2 separate regions of the Homo sapiens genome follow, and region 2 is linked to region 1. A link is an interaction called in ENCODE POLR2A ChIA-PET data of the cell type or tissue named here. Cell type or tissue: MCF 10A. All regions are shown on one strand. Links, peaks and the distances in the headings refer to the core of each region. The heading gives the core; the rest is flanking DNA.

Region 1 (10,555 bases), core at 872-8,871:
ACATACCTCTTTTGGAAACATGGAGTGATTTCTTCCTTTCATTACCAGTCCCTGAAGCAAACTGGTGAAAGGGTGGCCTCTGACTCCGTTTCCTAGTGAGTGAATACTAATGAGAACAACTGCCCTTCAAACAACAGAAGATGCAATCAGCAAGCAACTAGCTATGCTGCAGGACCGACAGAGGGAATCTGGTTAAGGATTTGGCCAAATTTCTGAAAACGTTCTTCTCCCTGGAGGAATTCTGTCATTAGGATGAATGACACTGTCAGTTAAACAAAATTTTCTGATTAATGTAATTTGGGCTTTTTGTTTGTTTTGACATGTGAATTTGCGAGAAGGATGAGTGGTGTTAGGAATTACTACTGTGCATATTCCTCTATCTTAAATTCATTTACATCCCTCCATTTAAGTTGCCATAGAGGTTGCTATGGAGAGCTTTATGTCCAGTGACATAAATGAACCCCAAAATACATGTGTTACAAATGCACCTACCCCAATTTTGTATTCAGTGATTGTTAAATTATTTTGAAAATATGAGTAGCCTCTGGTAATTAGAGAATACAGAGGCTACAGAATTCTTTACCTCCAATATTGCTCTCAGGTGTTAAATTTCAATAAAAGCAAATCCCTTACAAATTTTGCCGTAGGTATAATATTTATTCTCATGTTGGCACAGAACAGTCTCATAGCTTGCTTCTGTAAGCATGATAAAGTCCTGCTCTCTGTTTGTATGCATTTCAACAAGTATCTGCCTGGAAATTTCAATTTGAGACTGGTGCCATGATATCCTAAAGGCTTCTAGTTAGATGGGGAAAACATGGTCCTTTATTAATTCAGGAAAAACAGGAACAAAGGGAATTCTAGATTTCAGCCACCCCTCTGAAGGTGTTGGACTGCAAGGCTTACTGAATTCTTGTATCTCCCTTATGTGAAATCTTTCTCAACCACATATCTAGAACACCACTCATTCATTAATAACAAATTATTTCTAGCATGCCTTACTTCTGGTGTACATTTACATAACAATATTTGAAGTGTCCGCCGTTTATATCTGCTGTGTGAATTCTGCTGATTAGTTTTCTCCAAATGCCAACTAACCTCTCTTAATGTGTAGATCAAGTTTACCCTGCACATGGATTTATACCATACTATTCATAGTATTTTTAAATAAATTACCAAACAGAAAATTCTAAATACTTTATTTTTAAAAGTACAAAAACCTCACAGAGTCATATTCAAAGTTTCCACCAAAATGGATAACATTGACCATTTTTGGCAGTACAAAAATGCACCTCCCCCATCCCATACACTAAAAGATATAATATCTAAGAGATGATGCCTAAAACAGGACACTTCGCAAGCATGCATGCCATTCATTTTACACACAGTCTCCCAGGGAAAGGACTTGAAACTACAGATCCTGGCCAGGATTCCACCGACTTGTTCCTCATCTCCCAGAGACTATTGCTGGGAAGGGCTAGAATAACTCCACAGAGACTCATTTCTGCTATAGCATAGCACTATTTTTTTATCCACTAATTTGGGAGTGGACAGTAATTTATATTAGCATGTCTTGTCAACAATATGTAGGGGTTCCTTGTCAGTATGTGAGAATAGCACCCTTTAATTAAATAAAGGTTTGACAGCACAGCCATGGGTAGGATAGATCCAAAAGTATGTCCTATTCACCACTTAATAAGGAAATAAACTTATTATCAGGAAAGTATGTTGTGTATAACAGTCAGATAGTATAATGTTCATCTCCTCTATAGTATGTAATAAAAAAGCTTTTGGCCAGGTTGGGTGGCTCATGCCTGTCATCTCAGCATGTTGGGAGACTGAGTTGGGAGGATCATTTGAGGCCCAGAGTTGGAGACCAGCCTGTACAACATAGTGGAACCCTGTCTCTACAAAAAAAAAAAAAAGAAAGAAAGAAAGAAAGAAAGAATTAGAAGGGTGTGGTGGTGACATGCACCTATAGACCTAGATACTCAGGAGGCTGAAGCAGGAGGATGAGGATAGCTTGAGCCTAGAGTTTGAGGTTATAGTGAGGACTATGATGGCACCACTGCACTCCAGCCAGGGTGACAGAGAAAGACCTTGCCTCAAAAGAAAAAAAAAAAAAGAGGAAAGATTGAAAGGAAAAACCTTTTCGGGTTTTGGGGTGGGATGTCTCTGGACCTGCAGTACAACTGAAATAGGATTCAAGGCTCCAGAAAGAAAACAGACCCCTGAGGGAAGGGGGTGATGATCTTCTTTTGAGATATTAGAATGAGGTGGGTTTTGATGGCTTGAAGGGCACAGATACTTCCTTATTCCTCAGGCCATGGTTGAGGAGCCTTTTCCTAATAATCTAGAACAGACTCGGAGATATAGACTATTTGTAAATAAGATTACTTTATTCCTGCATCTTGATTGTTTCTTCCTTATATTTTCCCTTTCCCTTTCCCACTTGGCAAGAATTGGCTTTCTGTTCAAGGATCTTTTTGCATCTTTGTCCAGCTTTAGCCTGGTGATAACTGCCCTGCTGCGGTGAATGCCCACATGGGTGGTTTTGCAATTAGCTTTTTTTCCACCGCACCTGTTCAATGTAGATGACATATTTCATCCTGTAAACCTGGATTACTTTGCCAATTTGCTGACCTTTATAGTGTCCTCACACAACTGAACTTCATCATCCTTTCAGATGGGCATGGATTGAACATCGTACTCTGTCTTAGCTCTTTGGAAAGAAGGGAAAATGTAATCCTCCTGAGAATGTGGGAAGGCTTATTGAAATGTCCTTTATGGTTCTTGATTCAGTCTATAGTGATAAATGGATTGAATTTCATTTTGGTCACTGCCACTTCGGCGATGGCCACAAAAAAAGAGATGACTATTTTTATAGTAATTAGTCTGGTTATCCGAAGGTGAGAGATGCCTCTCAATTCATGTTTCATTTTTTGCCTATGGATGTGGGGCGGTAACTTTAGCCCATTCCTTTCTTCTCCACATTAGGGGCTGAATGGATGGCCCACCCAATAACCCCATCAGTTCACCCAGATAGGTCCCTGAGCCTCACTTTTGCAAACCTCAGATTTGCTTACAGCAATCTGAAGCAAATAGTTTGGGGGCGACTATGAGGCAGTTCTTACATGTTTCAATAATGCTTGGTGGAATTTTGTTGTACCCCTTCCACCCATGTGTCCAATTATACCATACAGGACAAGGTGAATGAAGATGTTTTATTTTCAAGGTTCAGTAGGGAAGTATGTTTGAAATTGGTTGAGGACTCTAAGCTCTTTCCCCCCGCCAACAAAAAAAAATATTTCTGGGAAATATATTTCTGTCTTCTATATAATGATCATGGCTGTTTGTTGTATGAATGTGACAGAAGCTGCAAGAAAAATGAGTAATCAGATGCCAATACCACCTCTGACACCCCTAGATCAGCAAAAAAGTGCAAGTGGTTTGTCTGCTAATAGCTGGAAATTGTGCTACAAGTATGTGTTGTCGGAAACTTTAAAATCACAAATATGTATGTTTAAATATTAGTATGTAGATAGATGATAATACTGCTGTAGTTGGCTGAAAGGGAAAGAAAAGTCACCATGATGTTAACACAGCAAAGCTATCATCCATCATGAAGGAAATGCTTAGATGCTCACAATAAAAGAATTGAAGTTAGAAACACGGATTATTATGAATACAGCAGATGATGTTAAGGTACAGTGTTTAGGGAGAATGTATCCGACAGCCCCAAGGATTTGGTTGAGACAGAGCTGCTGGCTATTTCTTTATATTTTTTGTTGTTGTTTTGCTGCCATAGAAGCCTCAGTCCCTAGGATAGAGAGGGCATCTCTGTTGTCAGCCTGTGATACAAGCTTTAGCAGCACCAAACTGCCACGGGGCTGCCCCCAGCTTTCCTGAGATACAGTGGGGAGATGCTTTGTGCAGTTCCCCCACACAATGCATCAGAAACATGGGCTCTGGGGCTCTGGGGACCACACAGGAGCTATGGGGAAGGAGGCTGAAGTAGCCAAGAGTAATGATGGGGAGGTTTTATTTATTTATTTATTTATTTATTTATTTATTTATTTATTTATTTTCAGAAACCGAGAATTCCTATGTGAAATTGTTATTGTGCTGAATATGACCCCACATTTTCTTTTGGAAATCCAAACCAGACACTATCTTATACAGACCCCTGACATGTGAGGTGATCATCAGGAGTTTGCAGAGACTTATGGTCAGTGCAAGACCCAGAGGTTTTCATTCCAGCTCCCATTATCAAGAGAAGGTGTAAATAGCCCATCGTCCTCACCCATTTCTGTGCTGTGGAATCCCTGGTTGCAGAGTATTTCAAAGTATACTGATCATAGGTTGATAGCGGTAAAGGATAAAATTGGGAGTGTACATGAAAAGGTAAAATCTGTTCTTCCTACTCAGATGATTCATTGTAGTAATCAGCATCGGGTGGATTCTCATCACTTGGAGACTCACTCATGTCTTGCCGGAGCTCTTACAAAGTGTTGCTAAGGTAGGACACTGCTGGTGCAGGTGGGGATAGTTCACAAGGCTCAGGGTCTTTCTTTCAGAAAAAAAGATACAGAGGAGAGATGTTTCTTTTTTCTTTTTTTTTCCAGCACATGGTTGTTACCCAAAGTTATTTTACTGAATTAGTTTAATTTTTTTTTTTGATGGAAACTAATGAGGTGGTGGCATTCATATAAGAAATTCACTTTTTTGAGTATACTTATGACTGTATATGTACTTCCATCTCTTTGTTACCAGAGAAAATATAAAAACGCAAATACATGACAATGCTATAAATACTGTAATAACCTGGAATCACATCTAATCTACAAAATAATTTTTAATTAAAAAGTAAATCATCTGAAAATAAAGAGATGTTTCTATTAATGTGGCCATGGTGGATGGGAAAGCTCTGTTTCTGAGAGGTCATCAACGCCCCCAAATGGTTTTTGTACTTTCATACTCTGATTATTATTACAAGATGACAAATATGAGGATGCTCCTGGGTTGACTCATATCTGTGGCAAACACCATGTAACTTGTAGTAATAAACACCCATGCAATTGCACACATTCAGGATGATTCAGCTGTCTGTCATCACAGCATGAAAAGTGGCCTACACTGTTTCTCCCTCCTCTGGGCCTCTTCAGATTGGCACAGTGGAAAAACACCACCACAGAGATTAGCTTTCAAGAGAGACACGGAGTGGTGAGTGCTTTTGGTGCACTTCCTCAAAGACACAGGAATGAAAGTTTTGTCAAAAAAATCAGATCAGATTTAAAAATTGTAAGAGTTTATTGTGCACTCAAAAGAATAGCTGGGGAACTGGGAGGCTTCAAACCAGAAGAGGTAAGAAGCTCTGCTTATGGCCAGGCGTGGTGGCTCACGCCTGTAATCCCAGCACTTTGGGAGGCCAAGGCAGGTGGATCATGAGGTCAGGAGATCAAGACCATCCTGGCTAACATGGTGAAACCCTGTCTCTACTAAAAATACAAAACATTAGCCGGGCATGGTAGCGGGCGCCTGTAGTCCCAGCTACTCGGGAGGCTGAGGCAGGAGAATGGGGTGAACCTGGGAGGCGGAGTTTGCAGTGAGCCGAGATGGCGCCACTGCACTCCAGCATGGGCGACAGAGTGAGACTCTGTCTCAAAAAAAAAAAAAAAAAAAAAGAAGCTCTGCTTACAACAGTTACTGTGCAGTTTATAAAGCATTAAGGAGGAAGTATTGTGACCTTTTTTGTAATTGGTTGTTACACATTAACATTCTTTTAGGGCAAGTAGAGCTGTTTAAGCTGATCTGACTTTTGCTGATTAGTTTACTTTTACCGAATCCTGCTGGCAAAAACGTAAAGCTTTTATTTTGTGTTTCATTTATGATTAGGGCTACCATTTCTGAAAAATTAGGATGACTTCAGCTTTGGCTACCTGGCTATGGGCAATTGGCCTTGGATTATATCTAAACTATGACCTCCATTTTTTTTTTTAACCATTGCTTTCTTCCAGTGATTCTCTCAGCTGAACTCAGAGTGTGACCAACTACCTATCATTACTCTTGGTCATCACATTTTCTTTTCTGTAGACCTTTGTAGGAGCAAACTAGAATCTCATTAGATTCTGTGATTCTTGTCCAGGTAGTTTCTGTTGTTTAATCCTCATGGAGATAATCTGAAGAGTTCATGGCTGCTGAGAAGCATTTAAGACTAGAAAGATTATAATACACAAGGGATATTATCAATATGACTAACGGGGAGCTAATACCAAGAATTTGAAAAAGACCCTGAGTATTAATTGGAATATGTGGAGGGCTTTTTTGAAGGATAAGTATCTTTGGTTTTGGACCCCCAAAATACTCTGAACGTGTACAAGAAACAAGGCTACACACCTCATATTAAATTATGCAGCACTCATGTTCAAGTGAAGTTAGAGGGAGAGCTTGGGGACCAATTTTAATAATATTTAAATGCATTTATTGCTACTGATTTTCAAGACTGTTTACAACCACAATTCAAAGTCTTAGGATGAGTACATTACAGTAGACAGTTACTTAGTGAGAGATTGCTCTGAACCTGATGCCTCGGGAAGGATGTCAATATCCACAGAGCCCCACTCTCCTGACTGCATTTTTTTTACTTTTATTTTAGGTTCAAGGGTACATGTGCAAGATGTGAACGTTTGTTACATAGATAAACATGTATCTTTGGGGGTGTGTTATTCAGATTATTTCCTCACCCTGGTATTAAGCCTAATATCCATTGGTTATTTTTCCTGATCCTCTCCCTCCTCCCACCCTTCACTCTCCGATAGGCTCCAGTGTGTGTCATTCCCCTCTAGGCTTCCATGTATTCTCATCATTTAGCTCCCACTTATAACTGAGAATATGTAGTATTTGGTTTTCTGTTTCTGTTTCTGCATTAGTTTGCGGAAGATAATGGCCTCCAGCTCCATCCATGTCCCTGCAAAGGATATGATCTTGTTTGTTTGTTTTTGGTTTTTTTTTTTTTTTTTTTTTTTGAGACAGAGTTTCACTCTTCTTGCCCAGGCTGGAGTGCAATGGTGCAATCTTGGCTCACTGCAACCTCCGCCTCCCGGGTACAAGTGATTCTCCTGCTTCAGCCACCTGAGTAGCTGGGATTACAGATGCCTGCCACCAGGCCCGGCTAATTTTTTTGTATTTTTAGCAGAGACGAGTTTCACCACATTGGCCAGGCTGGTCTCGAACTCCTGATCTCAGGTGATCCACCCACCTCACCTCCCAAAGTGCTGGGATTACAGGCATAAGCCACCATGCCCGGCTGATATTCTTTTTTATGGCTGCATAGTATTCCATGGTGTATACGTACCACATTTTCTTTGTCCTTTCTATCACTGATTGACATTCAGGTTGATTCCATGTCTTTGCTATTGTGAATAGCAATATAATGAACATATGCATGCATGTGTCTTTAGAATAGAATGATTTATATGGGGGGGGGGTATATATAATCCCAGTAATGGGATTGCTGGGTCGAATGGTATTTCTATATTTGGGTCTTTGAGAAATCTTCACAAAGTTTTCACAATGTTTGTACTAATTTATGCTCCTGCCAACAGTGTATAAGTGTTCCTTTTTCTCCACAACTTTGCCAGCATCTGTAGCCCTGACTGCATTTTTATTCCCTGAAGCTAAACACATTTCCACAGGCCTTGAGTTTTCTGGGGAATATGGGACACGTTCCCCACTTAAAAAAAAAAAGTTTCAAAATCAGAAATATGTAGGTATCATGACAGTTCTGAAATATTATAGCTGTCAGATGATACTAGCTGACAGAGGAAAGATTTCCCAGTGATATGAAAAGAATAAGTTGTTTCATCAGTAGACAAAGTTATGGCATTACAATAAGAATATATAGATTCTGAATACAGCTGGTATTCTATAATGTAAAGTCATTACTTAGACGACTTGTAATGAAAGATACAAAATATATCTTTCAAATATATGTGCAGTGAGGGTGAGTCTCTAGTGAAGCATGCTGTCCTCTCTCTCTCTATTCTACCTGGCTTCTATGTTTGTGTGTGTGAGTCTATCCTCTTACTCCATGCATGCTGGCTTTTTTACTCCCACATGGCCTCCTCTGCTTGGAAGGATCATTTCATCCTAGTTTTCCAAGGACTGAGGTTTCTAGCAAGAAATGCCACGATGACATTTCCATATGACATGCCTACATGATCAATGGAGTGTCAACCTAAGTAACAAACAGAGAGAGGCTCTCTAAAAGAAAAATGATATTTATTCAAGAATAGGGCATTGCAATGGGAATATCTGTGACATGGTAAACTATGTGCATATTCAAGGAGGTAAAGGCAGATGAAGGGTTTTAAAGAAAAAGTTGGGGGGAATTACATAATTGTTTTGAGATAATTATTCTTGGCTACAAGGATCAATAACAAAAGTGGCACCAGATCAGGCTGGCTGGCAGTTTCTAGGGAGATGTCCTTGCAGGAGTATTTTTTGTGTGTGAGGTTGCAATGGCCTTTGTGCAAGGTTGTGGTTTTTTGTTATCAGCCATTTGTGCATGAGAGCTCTCTCTTCATGGCCTTCCCTGGTTCTGTTTGTCAGGGTTCTTAACACAAGTGACCCTGTTTTGATTCTGACAACTTTCACAAGAGGCACAATGGCCTGGGAATGTAATGGTTATTATCTTCTAGGGCTTCTATTATCTTCACCTGTTTCAAAGAGGGGAGCCAGAGTGCTGGGATTGGATTTAAACAACCTGGGAGGTGATTTATACCAGGACTATGGTCAATTCCATTCTCTTCGGGATTGGTTTTCTAAGTCGGCATGAATTAGTCTTGCCTCTGGAACCCAAGGATTCCTGTTTGTGGGGGCATTGAATAAATGCTATCTGCTTACACTAATGGTTCAAAGACTGGAGAGATGATGCCTGATGTTCACAGCACAAGTTTCTATTACTTTCAGGAAAAAGAGGAAGAACACTCACATATTAATAATGGTAATTCTGCAGACACTGAAAAACATCATTTTGATCTTGGAAAGGCCAAATTGTATTCACTCTAATGGACAGGTTTGTCTGCCCTGCTCTCAAGTGTTGGTGGAAAGCTAATATTTATGCTCTACTGCACACAGGCAAAGATCTGTCAGCAGACTCCTCTATGTTTATAAAGCCATAGTGGGGACTTGCTGTGCTTTAAGAGTAAATGTAGTCTGCAAGTGGCTGATAACATTCCTGAGATTTGTGAAGTTTGGCGTTTTAAAGACATTCCCACAGAGCTTTTGGTGATTATGTTCACCAACTCAACTGTAAGCAGGAAGCTTTTTTCCTAGCTGCACTGAGATTATCAGACTGTAAACAGAATATTTTGAGGGTTATTGCTTTAAAGAGTGGTTGCTTTGAACCCGCGAAGTATTAGTAAAATTGCTGCTGGAGGGGGAAGGTTGAGCTATGGTCAGATCTTTCCGATATGACTTTAGTGAGAAGTCTGGAAGTTTGCAACTATCAGTTTTCACCTTCTTAGCGTATGTCCTCTTGAAAAATTCAATTCAGAGATGATGATGTGGCTTTAGTTTGTGGAAGGATGCCAAAAACTCCACATGAACTCTAGCAAGTATCTTCAGAGCCTGCTTAACTGCAGCATACATTACAGAACAGGAGTCTTTAGCATGCCTGGCCCCGAGACTGTCAGCATCACAGAGGAGGATTGGCACCCATCTCTAGGTAATTACCCAGGTGAACACTCTAGTGAATTGTCACCTAGGCATCACACTGAGAGTTATTTCTGCACACCCCAAGTATTATAGCTCTATGACATAATGGTTCTCAAGATAATGGTGTCACACTGAACACTGGGAAAGGGCAGCAAAGCCAGTTTTGACAAGTTAAAGACCCCTGGGTCTGATTATTTCAAAAAGAGGGAGAATGAAGCCTCCAGCTTTGTTGTGCAGCAGCAGGCCATGGTTTGTGATAAAGACAGCAAGGGATGAAGAAAAAGGTGAAAAAGAAACTCTGCAAGGTGGCCCTATCTGTGTGATTATTATGACTGTAAAGCGTGCTCTTCTGGCTGCTGAATCCTTTGGAAGGCAGTGATATACTAGCCAAGCTCTTTAATTCTGGAATCAGCTTTGTGGGTGTGTATGTGTGTAAGGCAAACCTAATGGGAAATAGAGATAAGGTGTTATCAGAGATTTGTTTCTAAAGAAAATTATCTGGTGCTACCAGTCTTTATAGGCAAGCTATATCTAATCTATGGAGGACTTCCTGCGATATTTAATCGTGCAGGGCAGTGAATTTATGAACAGGTTGGTGTAGACAATTGTTAAAATCAAAACAGGACTTCATCAATTATGTCATGCCAACAACGTCATGATCCTTAGCCATATTCTTTTTTATTATTATTATATGTGAAGTTCTGGGATACATGTGCAGAACATGCAGGTTTGTTACATAGGCATACATGTGCCATGGTAGTTTGCTGCACCCATCAACCCGTCATCTACATTAGGTATTTCTCCTAATGCTACCCCTCCCCTTATCCCCCAACCCCCA
Region 2 (10,555 bases), core at 1,183-9,182, 520 kb after region 1:
GGGCTGTATACTAGATGATTACAGCTATATGACATTCTGAAAAAAGCACAAGTATAGAGAAAGTAAAAAGATCAGGGTTGAGGTCAGAGGGAAGGGATGAATAGGCAGAGCATAAAAGATTTTTAGGGCAGTAAAAATACCCAGTATGATACTATAAAGTGGATACAAATCACTCAAACCGTAGAATGTACCACAGCAAGGATGAATCCTAATGTAAATATGTACCTTGGGAGATTATGAGTCAATTGTAGGTTTATCAGTTATAACGAATGTAGCACTCCGGTGGGGGATGTTGATAATGGGGAGGATGTGCATGTATAAGGACTAGGGGTATATGGGAACTCCCTGTACCTTCCTCTCAATTTTGCTGTGAACCCAAAATGTCACTAAAAGATTAAGACTTTAACAGCAACACCTTTAAGGAAAAAAAAAAGGAAGAAGACTATTGTGGTGGTCCAGCCAAGATGTGGCATTACCTTGGCTAGGGATGGTGACAATGAAGATGATGAGAAGGGGTATTTAAGGTAAATGTGACAGGCTGAAGATAAGTTTGATATAAGCATGGGGGAGGATGAGGTGTTAAGGATGGTGCCCAGGTACCCAGCTTTTGGAACTGGGTAGATGCTGATGTCATTTGGTGAGATGGGAGTCCTACAAAGGGACCGGAAGGTGAGGGAAAAGATAATGATTCAGCCTAAGCCACAGGAAGTTTGCAGTGCCTTTGCAATACCCAAGTGGAGATGACTGTCTAAGCACCAGACAGAGAGGCCAGAGCTTGAGATACAGACTCAGGAGTCATCAGTCAGTTGTGGCCATGTAAGATGGGAAGGAAGTCTTCAAAGCCAGGGGAGTATATAGCATTAAAGAGAAAAGGGCTTTTATGTGTCTTTAGGAATTCCACCCCATGGCATTGGAAAAGAAGATGGGCATTAAAAAAAAAAAGAAAGAAAGAAAAGAAAGAAAGCCTGAGGTGGATTTGCTGCGAAATAATTCTCTACCTTGTATGAGTCCCATCCAAGGCCTTTTATTTATAATTTTGTATTCCTTTAAAGATAGCCCCCCAAAATAAAAACGCTTCAAGTCCAAAAATCTGCTCATGCCCTGGCATTCTTAGATGTAGGGGAAAACTTAGGGAAACGTGCAACACACAAAATCAACAGAAGAGAGTTTTCATGGTAGGAGGAACTGCAGAAAGGCTGCTGAGTGAAGTAAGATGATGTTTAGAATGTGGATCTCACAGGACTCAAAAACCATCAGGTAGGTAGGAGAAAAGAACATGAGTGAGAGTTGAGGACCCCTCCCAGGCTTCCAGCTTGTGGGACAGAGTAGATGTGCTGCTGAGGAAGGAATTCAGGAAGAGGAGCAAGATTGGTCCAATATGTCTTGGGGCCACAGAGAATTCCCTTCCAGTCACGGAAATCAACTATCACTATCCCGCTGGCCTCAAACTCCCTTCTTGAAGTGAACCATTACCTTTTTCTTCTACCATTCTCATTACTTTCCTCTGAACAAGCTCCACACTCAGAAACTGAAGGCTCTCTCCCAGATGTAGTCCAAGCAGCCTGGAGGAGCACACTCTACAGCCCAACATCTTGGTTCTAGAGACGCCATCCCAGTGGCTCTCCACGGGCGCTTCCTTTCCCATCCTTGCCAACTTGTCCACTTTCTGTTCATGTTCTGCTTCTTTTTTATTTTATTTTATTTTAGAGACAGAGTGTCACTCTGTCACCCAGGCCAGATTGCAGTGGGGCAATCATGGCTCACTGCAGGCTCGAATTTCTGGCCTCAAACAAGACTCCTGCCTCAGTCTCCCAAAGTGCTGAGATTCCAGGCATGAGCCACTGAGGCTGGCCCATGTTCTGCTTCCAAGCCACATCTCCCCCATCCTATATTTGTACCATTGAACTTTTTTTGTACCCAAATGCCATGTTTTACGTTTGTCAGTGTAAAATTTCAAATTCATAGATTTGGTCCATCTCTCTAGCTTATTAAAAATGTTTTCCAGCCCTGATTCTTAGTGAATTGTCACTTCAGGGATGTCTGTACTGTATTGTGGCATGGTCTTCTGCACAGTAGCCAAAAAAAGGAATGTCATGTATTATGACAGGCAAATTATAATAATCCTGACTGCATTACATAACATATTCTCTGCTTACAGAGTCAGACTACATCTAGTTGAATATTCATGCATGCATACATGCTGTAACTTACTCATTAAATTATAGTTACAAGTCAATGTAAACACATGGACACAGGGAGGGGAACAACACACACAGGGGCCTGGTGGTGGAGGGATGGGGGAGGAAGAACATCAGGTAAAATAGCTAGTGCATGCTGGGCTTAATACCTAGGTGATCGATTGATAGGTGAAGCAAACCACCATGGCACATATTTACCTATATAACAAACTTGCACATCCTGCATATATACCCCGGAACTTGAAATTTAAAAAAAATTATAGTTACAACTATCAACATGGATAAATCTAAAAATATAATGTTGAGCCAAAACAAAAATCAAATTGCAGAATATCTGCAGCATTATATTATTTGTATAAAGTTTTAAAATATGTAAAGCAATACCATGAATTGTTTATGAATTCATACATACGTGGTATAAAAATATGCAAATAAATGAAAAACACCAAACTTAGGAGAGTGATTGCCTTCAAAAGGGAGGACGGGAATGGCATTGGGAAAGGGTGCCAGGAGGCTTCCACTGTATAAACAAATGTTACATTTACTTTTTGAAAACATCTGAAACAAAGCAAAAATGCTAAGATTTGACAAAATGAGAGTACCTAGGAGGTTTTTTTTACTATTCCCTATACAGTACTTTTCTAGGTGCTTAAAATATTTCAAAAAAAATTTAAGTTCACAATCTAGTGGAAGAATAATAAGTGATACAAGAGAGGCATTGATAAAAGATATGGGAGAATAGGAGAGGAAAACAATTTTAATAGGAGAATTTATATTGCTAACTTCATCGTCAATAGAAATATGGCCAATGTATGTGTCTGATTCTTGTAATTCAATAAAGATTTTTTAAGCCCCAACATATTAGTTGTTAGAGGCACAGGTATGACCATGGCAGAGTCTGTAACATCAAATCATACACAGTCTACAAAGGAAACAGACTTCACAGACACAATGAAGCAATAACCAACCAATGTTGTGTTAGGATTACATAAAAGGTTCTGAGATCCCTATGTCTGCCTGGGTAAAATCTTCACAGACAAGGAAATATCTCAGCTAGACCTTCAGAAATAAATGGGAAGAGAGAGACAGAAAGGTAAAACCAGTGACAGGGTCAGCATATAAGAGATGAGGAGTCGTGAAAATTCAATGTAACTAACGATGAGCCTGAAAAGGGACAAATTTATGAAATGGTTCTTCTCGATGTGCCAAATGCCTGCCTCTTTCCAACAAGTATTTGTTGAAGGAAGGAATCTGTATCTCAACCTATGGACAAAAGGCAGCCAATGGAAGAATTTCATTAAGGGAGTATGAATAGAAGTGGTGAGAAGGAAGATGTTGGCTGGATTGAGTAGGGGAGGGGAGCAAGACCAGAGGTTCTCAGACTGGTACAGTGGAGAGGAGCTGGGGACCTAAACTAATACTGAGCAGTTGAGAGGGTGACAAGAGAAACTCACTGGAGATAAATGTTTGAAGTCGAGTGAGCAGATTTCATAATTCATTAGTTGTAGGGAGTAACAAAAAGGAGGAAGTGGAAAACATTTTAAAATCCCAGTTGGCCAGATAAATCAATTTTATAAAGATATACTTTACATAAAATAAAAATGCACCTATTTTAAGTATACAGTTCAGTAAGATTGGGCAAATGCATATATTCATGTAAGCACAACCAAGATATAGAATATTTCCATCATCCAAAAAGTTATCCTAGGACTTCTATAGTGAGTAAACCACTCTCTGACTCTGCCAAATCCAGATAGCCACGAATGTGTTTTCTGTCATTATAACTTAGTTTTTTTCTTTTCTGAAATTTCATAAAAATTTCATAAAAGTAGAATTGTACAGTGTGAACCCTTTTGTCTGCCTTCATGTTAAAATATTGTGTCTGCATAATATTTTTGAAATTCATCAATTTTTTGGTCTTTATAAGTAGTTTGTGCCTTTGTATTGCCAAGTAATGTTCCCTTTTGTGGATATACCATGTTTAATTTATTTATTCACCTGCTGATGGATGTTTGAGTTGGTTCCAATATGGGGCTATTACAAATAAAGCTGCTATGAAGCTGGGTGTGGTGGCTCATGCCTGTAATCCCAGCACTTTGCGAGGCCGAGTCAGGCAGATCAATTGAGGCCAGGAGTTGGAGACCAGCCTGGCCAACATGGTGAAATCACATCTCTACTAAAAATAGAAAAATTAGCCAGACATAGTGCTGCATGCCTGTAATCCCAGCTACTCTGGAGGCTGAGTCATAAGAGTCGCTTGAACCCAGGAGGCGGAGGTTGCAGTAAGCTGAGATCACACCACTGCACTCCAGCATGGGAGACAGAGCAAGACCTTGCCTCAAAATAAATAAATAAATGAAGCTGCTATGAACATTTATGTACAAGTCTTTGCGTGGACATATGTTTTTATTTCTCATGAGGGAAATAGCTAGGAGTGAAATTGCTAAAGCACATGGTAAGTGTGAAGTGAACTGTACAAGAAACCGTCAATCAGTCTCCAAAGTGGCTGTACCATTTTATATTCCCATCAGCAATACAGGCAAGCTCCAGTTGCTCCATATCATTGCCAACACTTGCTTGTCAGTCTTTTAAATTTTAGACATTCTTGTGGGTGTATAATGGTGTCTCATTGTGAATTTAATTTTTATTTGTCTGATGACTAATGGTGTTGAGCATCTATTCATGTGCTTGTCCATTTGTACATATTCTTTTAAAAATTGTCTATTCAGGCTGGGTGCAGTGGCTCATGCCTGTAATTCCAGAGTTTTGGGAGGCTAATGTGGGAAGACAGCTTGCAACCAGAAGTTTGAGACCAGCCCGGTAACATAACAACACCCTGTCTCTAGGAAAAAAAAAAATTATCTTAATGTGATGGCATATGCCTGTAGTCCCAGCTTTGTTTTTGGGAGGCTGAGGAGGGAAGATCACTTGATCCTAAGAGTTTGAGGCTGCAATGTGCTATGATCATGCCACTGCACTCCAGCCTGGGTGACAAAGTGAGACCCTGTCTCTAAAAAAGAAAAAAAATGTCTATTTAATCTTGGTTGAACTCTATTCAACTCTTGGTTGGAAGAGTTCTTTATATATTTCAGGAGACTGGGAAGGTAGAGAACACATCAAAGTGAGCTGGGGAGCAGTGGAGAAAGAGCAGCTTTAAAAGGTTGGAGAAGGAGGCAGGAAGTACATACAAGACTTTTTTTTTTTTTTTTTTTTTGAGATAGAGTTTCACTCTTGTCGCCCAGGCTGGAATGCAATGGCACGATCTCAGCTTACTGCAACTTCCGCCTCCTGAGCTCAAGCAATTCTCCCGCCTCAGCCTCCCAAGTAGCTGGGATTACAGGTGCCCACCACCATACCCGGCTAATTTTTGTACTTTTAGTAGACATGGGGTTTCGCCATGTTGGCCAGGTTGGTCTCGAACTCTTGACTCCAAGTGAACCACCCGCCTCGGCCTCCCAAAATGCTGGGATTACAGGCATGAGCCACCGCACCAGGCCATACAAGACATGTTGGTCGAGGTGCAGGAAGAAAGCTGGAAATGTGTTCTGAAGCCCATGAAAGGGTGATCTGCAAAGAGACTGAGTTTCAAGATAACAGAATCTTATCTAAGTGTCAACTGCCACAAAAAGGTCGAGTAAAATAAAGACAAAAAAAGTGGACTTCAACAGTGGTTTTTAAACTGTGGGCAACAGCCTGTTAGAAACCAATTTAGTAGAGTCTGACCAGTATTTCTTTTAAAAAAATTAAATAGAATAGAAAAGTGTATTGCAGGTACTAAGGTTAAGTGTAGTTCCATGAAATTTTTCTCTGTTATATATGTGTATTGTGTTCTGGGTCACAGAGTAAGATATATCTTTAACTTTGGGTTATGGTAAAAGAAAATCTTGGAAGAAGAAAGGAGGCTACTGATGTCCATCCCAACATTATCCTAGAATAGGGCAGTGGCTAATAATTTGGACCCAGATCTGGCTTCAAGCCCAGGCTTCCTCCCCTTTGTTAGATGTGTGATCTTGAATAAGTTACGGAAACTCTCTAATTCTCACTTTCACTTTTCTTAAATACAAGTTGGGAATAATGATAATGTTTACCTCGAAGAGCCGTTAACAGAGCTGCTTTTGGGCACACTGGAGCCCAGTGCCTCCCTCTCAGGACAGATACAACCTGAGCAAGGGGCTCAGCTGAACCAATGAAGTCTGGATTAGATTTTAGCCCTGGCCCCTCTGCTGGGATGCTAGTGTGAAAGCAAACTACACAAGCTTCTGCTCTTATCAGGGTTAAATGGGATTATGCTTGCAAAATATTCTGTATGATGTCCAGAACAGGGCAAGCTCTCCCATAACCATGGGCTGTCATCATTACTGATTGTTACCCTTGTTAGAGAAGATGCCAAATCTCAATAGATTAAGGATATGGAGATATTGCATAGAATCTATCCTTAAAACAATCTAAATTTGGTGGAAACAACCTAAATATCCATTAACTGATCAACAAAATATGGTATATCCATATAATGGAATACTATCCAGTCATAAAAAAGAATGGAGAACTGATGTGTGTTACAAAGTGGATAAACCTAAGTGAAAGAAGCTAGTCACAAAAGGTCACATACTGAATATAAAATATTCAGAATATGCAAATCCATAGAGACAACAAGTGGATTAGTCATTGCTAGGGGCTGAGTGGGAGGAGGGAAGGGGAGTGGCTGCTTAACTGATGCGGGTTTCTTTACGGGTAGATGGAAATGTTCTGAAGCTGCATAGTGGTGATGGTTTTACAACACTGTGAATGTACTAAATGCCACTAAATTGCACACTTTTAACTGGTTTAAGTGGTAAATTGTATGTGTATTTTACAACTTTTTTTAAAAGCCCCATTCAACTTAAGGATGCTTCACCACTGCCCTTTCATCATTTTCCCAAGCTATCTCAAAGAAAAGAGTTTGCTTGGGAGCACAATGGAAAAGATTAGCTCGAGAGAGTGGTAGAGCTGAGGGAAGGTTTTCCTGAGAATGGGCAGAAAAGAGCAGGTTTGGAAGGAAGGGAGCCGGGGGAATGGAAAGTGACAGAGGAAGAGGGGAACAACACACTGTAGTCTCCCCTGCTGCACTTTGATGCAGCTCTGAAGGCTTCTTAAGGACCTGTGTTACCTGCTGGAAGGTTCTTGGGGCCACCGCAGCACAATCTCTTTGTTAGAAGGACCCTGAAGCAGTGGGGTGAACACAGATGGGCCCCTCCTCCCCTCCTTAGATGTGGCATGTATACTGTTGCTGTTCCTAAGGGAGAAATAATTGGACAGATAATTAATAATAATAATACCTCATGACTGCCTCTCTGGCAGGTGCTTAGCTATAGCCCCAGGAGCTTGGTAGCTGAATAATCCTCTATTATAAATTGATTTCTCAGTGAATAGTATTATTGGTATTAATAATTAGAGCCAATTTACTATTACATACACTATTGAGGGGAGCAACAATGTGTGTAATCTGCAGCACAAGATGACTTTTTAAATGCTTTGCATTGTGTCACGGGTATTTGGCTGTCCTTCAATATATTTACTTTCTTGATTATGTCTGACTTGGGATAATTTGAAAGTCACTTTGCATTCCCAGAGGAGGGCCATGCAAGTATCACTCTCCTGGTTTCTTTCCTTCCTGCAAACATGCTTAGCTCTCCCCATTCTAATAAATGTTGACCTTAAACTAAAAACCAGCTTTTAAAAATTCTATAAATAATATAATTGAGAGCAAGATATATTAGAATGATGGTAGCAGTAATTAATGAGTCTCAGTCTAATCTGCCTTAAAACATTTGGGCAATGTTTACTAGTCAATAACATTTAAATCTCCTTGATAGTCGTTCATCCAATAAACAAATTTTGAGGGCCATATAGCGGGTGCAGAAGATACAGAAATAAATAAGATCATTGCTCTCAAGGAACCACTGCTCTAGCAGAGGAAACAGATGTAGAAACAAATCTTTCCTCTCAAATTTAATAAATATAAGGAAAAAGCAATCAACTCAGCCTGGAATCAAGGCCTTCAGTGAGGATATACATGAGAGCTATCTAAAAATACTACCTCATGTAGCTATAAAATATTTGATTTTTTCCACTTAAGCATATTTATTTATTTTTCATTTCATATAATTTCAACTTTTATTTTAGATTCAGGGGCAAATGTGCAGAATTGTTACATAGATATATTGTGTGATGCTGAGGTTTGGGGTATGAATGATCCCATCACCCATGTAGTGAGCATAGTACCCAATAGGTAGTTTTGCAACCCTTGCCCTCTTCAACCTCTCCCCTCTTTTAGCCTCCAGTGTCTATTATTGCCCTCTTTATGTCTATGAGTACCCAATGTTTAGCACCCACTTATAAGTGAGAACACACAGTATTTGGTTTTCTGTTCCTTTGGATTATGGCATCCAGATGCATCCATGTTGCTGCCAAAGGCATTAGTTTGTTCTTTCTTTTTATGGCTGCATAGTATTCTATGGTGTATATGTACCACATTTTCTTTATCCAGTCCATCTTGGATGGACACCTGGGTTCATTCCATGTGTTTACTATTGTGAATAGTACTGCAATGAACATACAAGTACATGCGTCTTTTGGTAGAATGACTTATTTTCCTTAGAGTATATATCTAGTAATGGGATTTCTGAGTTGAATGGTAGTTCTGTTTTAAGTTCTTTGAGAAATCTCCAAACTGCTTTCCACATTGGCTGGATTAATTTACATTCCTTCACAGTGTATAAGTGTTCTCTTTTACCTGCAGCTTCACCAGCTTCTGTCGTTTATGACGTTTTAATAATGGCCATTCTGACTGGTGTGAGATGGTATCTCATTTTGGTTTTGATTTGCATTTCTCTGATGATCAGTGATGTTGAGCATTTTTTCATGTTTGTTAGCTGCCTGCATGTCTTCTTTGAGAAGTTCCCGTCTTTTGCCCACTCTTTAACGGGGTTATTTGTTTTTCGCTTGTTGAATTGCTTAAGTTCTGTATAGATTATGGGTATTAGATCTTTGACAGATGTGTAGTTTGTGAATATTTTCTCCCATTCTGTAGGGTTTCTGTTTCCTCTGATGATAGTTTCTTTTGCTGTGCAGAAACTCTTTAGTTTCATTAAATCCCACTTGTGAATTTTTGCTTCTGTTGCAATTACTTTTGAGGATTTCGTCGTAAGTTCTTTCCCAAGGCCAATGTCCACAGGGTCTTTCTGAGGTTTTCTTCTAGATTCTTGAAGTTTGAGGTCTTACATTTAAATCTTTAATTCATCTTTTCTTTTTTTTTTTTTTTTTGAGACAGAGTCTTGCACTGTTTCCCAGGCTGGAGTGCAGCGGCTGATCTCGGCTCACTGCAAGCTCCGCCTCCTGGGTTCATGCCATTCTCCTGGCTCAGCCTCCCAAGTAGTTGGGACTACAGGCACCCGCCACCACGCCTGGCTAATTTTTTATACTTTTAGTAGAGACAGGGTTTCACCGTGTTAGCCAGGTTGGTCTCAATCTCCTCACCTCGTGATCCGCCTGCCTCGGCCTCCCAAAGCGCTGGGATTACAGGCATGAGCCACCACGCCCGGCCAATTCATCTTTTGTATATGATGAAAGCTAGGGGTTCAGTTTCATTCTTCTACATACATCCAGCCAGCTATACCAGCATTATTTATTGAATGGGGAGTCCCTTCCACATTGCCTATTTTTGTCATCTTTAATGATGATCACGTGGCTGTAGGTATATGGCTTTATTTCTGGGTTCTCTATCCTGTTCCAGTGACCTATGTGTCTGTTTTTGTAACAGTACCAAGCTGTTTCAGTTACTGTAGCCTTATAGTATAGTTTGAAGTTAGGCAGTGTGATGCTTCTGGCTTTGTTCCTTTTGCTTAAGATTGCTTTGGCTATTTGGGCTATTTTTCTGGTTCCATATGAGTTTTAGAATAGTTTTTTCTAGTTCTGTCAAAAATGGCATTGATAGTTTGATAGGAATGACATTGAATCTATAGATTGCTTTGGGCAGTATGGCCATTTTAATGATATCAATTCTTCCAATCCATGAGCATGAAATGTTTTTTCATTTGTTTATGTCATCTACAATTTCTTTCAGCAGTGTTTTGTAACTTTTGTAGAAACCTTTCACCTCCTTGGTTAGATGTACTCCCAGGTATTTGTGCATGTGTGTGTGGCTATTGTAAATGGGATCGTGTTCTTGATTTGGCTCTCGGCTTGAACATCATTTCTGTATAGAAATGCTACTGAGTTTTGTACATTGATTTTTGTATCCTGAAACTTTACTGAAGTCAGTTCCAGAAGCCTTCTGTCAGAGTCTTCAGGGTTTTCTAGGTAGCCAATCATATCATCAG

Evidence for each region. ChIA-PET counts read pairs that join two places held together with the same protein. Peaks named below come from ENCODE experiments on the same cell type or tissue, not always from the same donor. Only the 100,000 strongest peaks of a DNase experiment are listed, where the experiment ranks them.
Region 2: POLR2A ChIA-PET joins it to region 1 with 5 read pairs; 2 of 35 experiments call an interaction of 5 or more read pairs at or near these places.

Annotation. Positions count from the first base shown.
Region 1 is chr11:93,049,997-93,060,551 of GRCh38, forward strand. It overlaps the pseudogene RPL26P31. Among named protein-coding and RNA genes, the nearest start is that of MTNR1B, 86 kb to the left of the region's middle. RefSeq lists an enhancer at 4,351-5,550. In MCF 10A, for the core only: a CTCF peak has its summit at 5,419; a DNase peak (open chromatin) is centred at 5,105.
Region 2 is chr11:93,572,684-93,583,238 of GRCh38, forward strand. No RefSeq gene overlaps it. Among named protein-coding and RNA genes, the nearest start is that of SMCO4, 35 kb to the left of the region's middle. In MCF 10A, for the core only: no CTCF peak of the experiment used is centred there; a DNase peak (open chromatin) is centred at 4,388.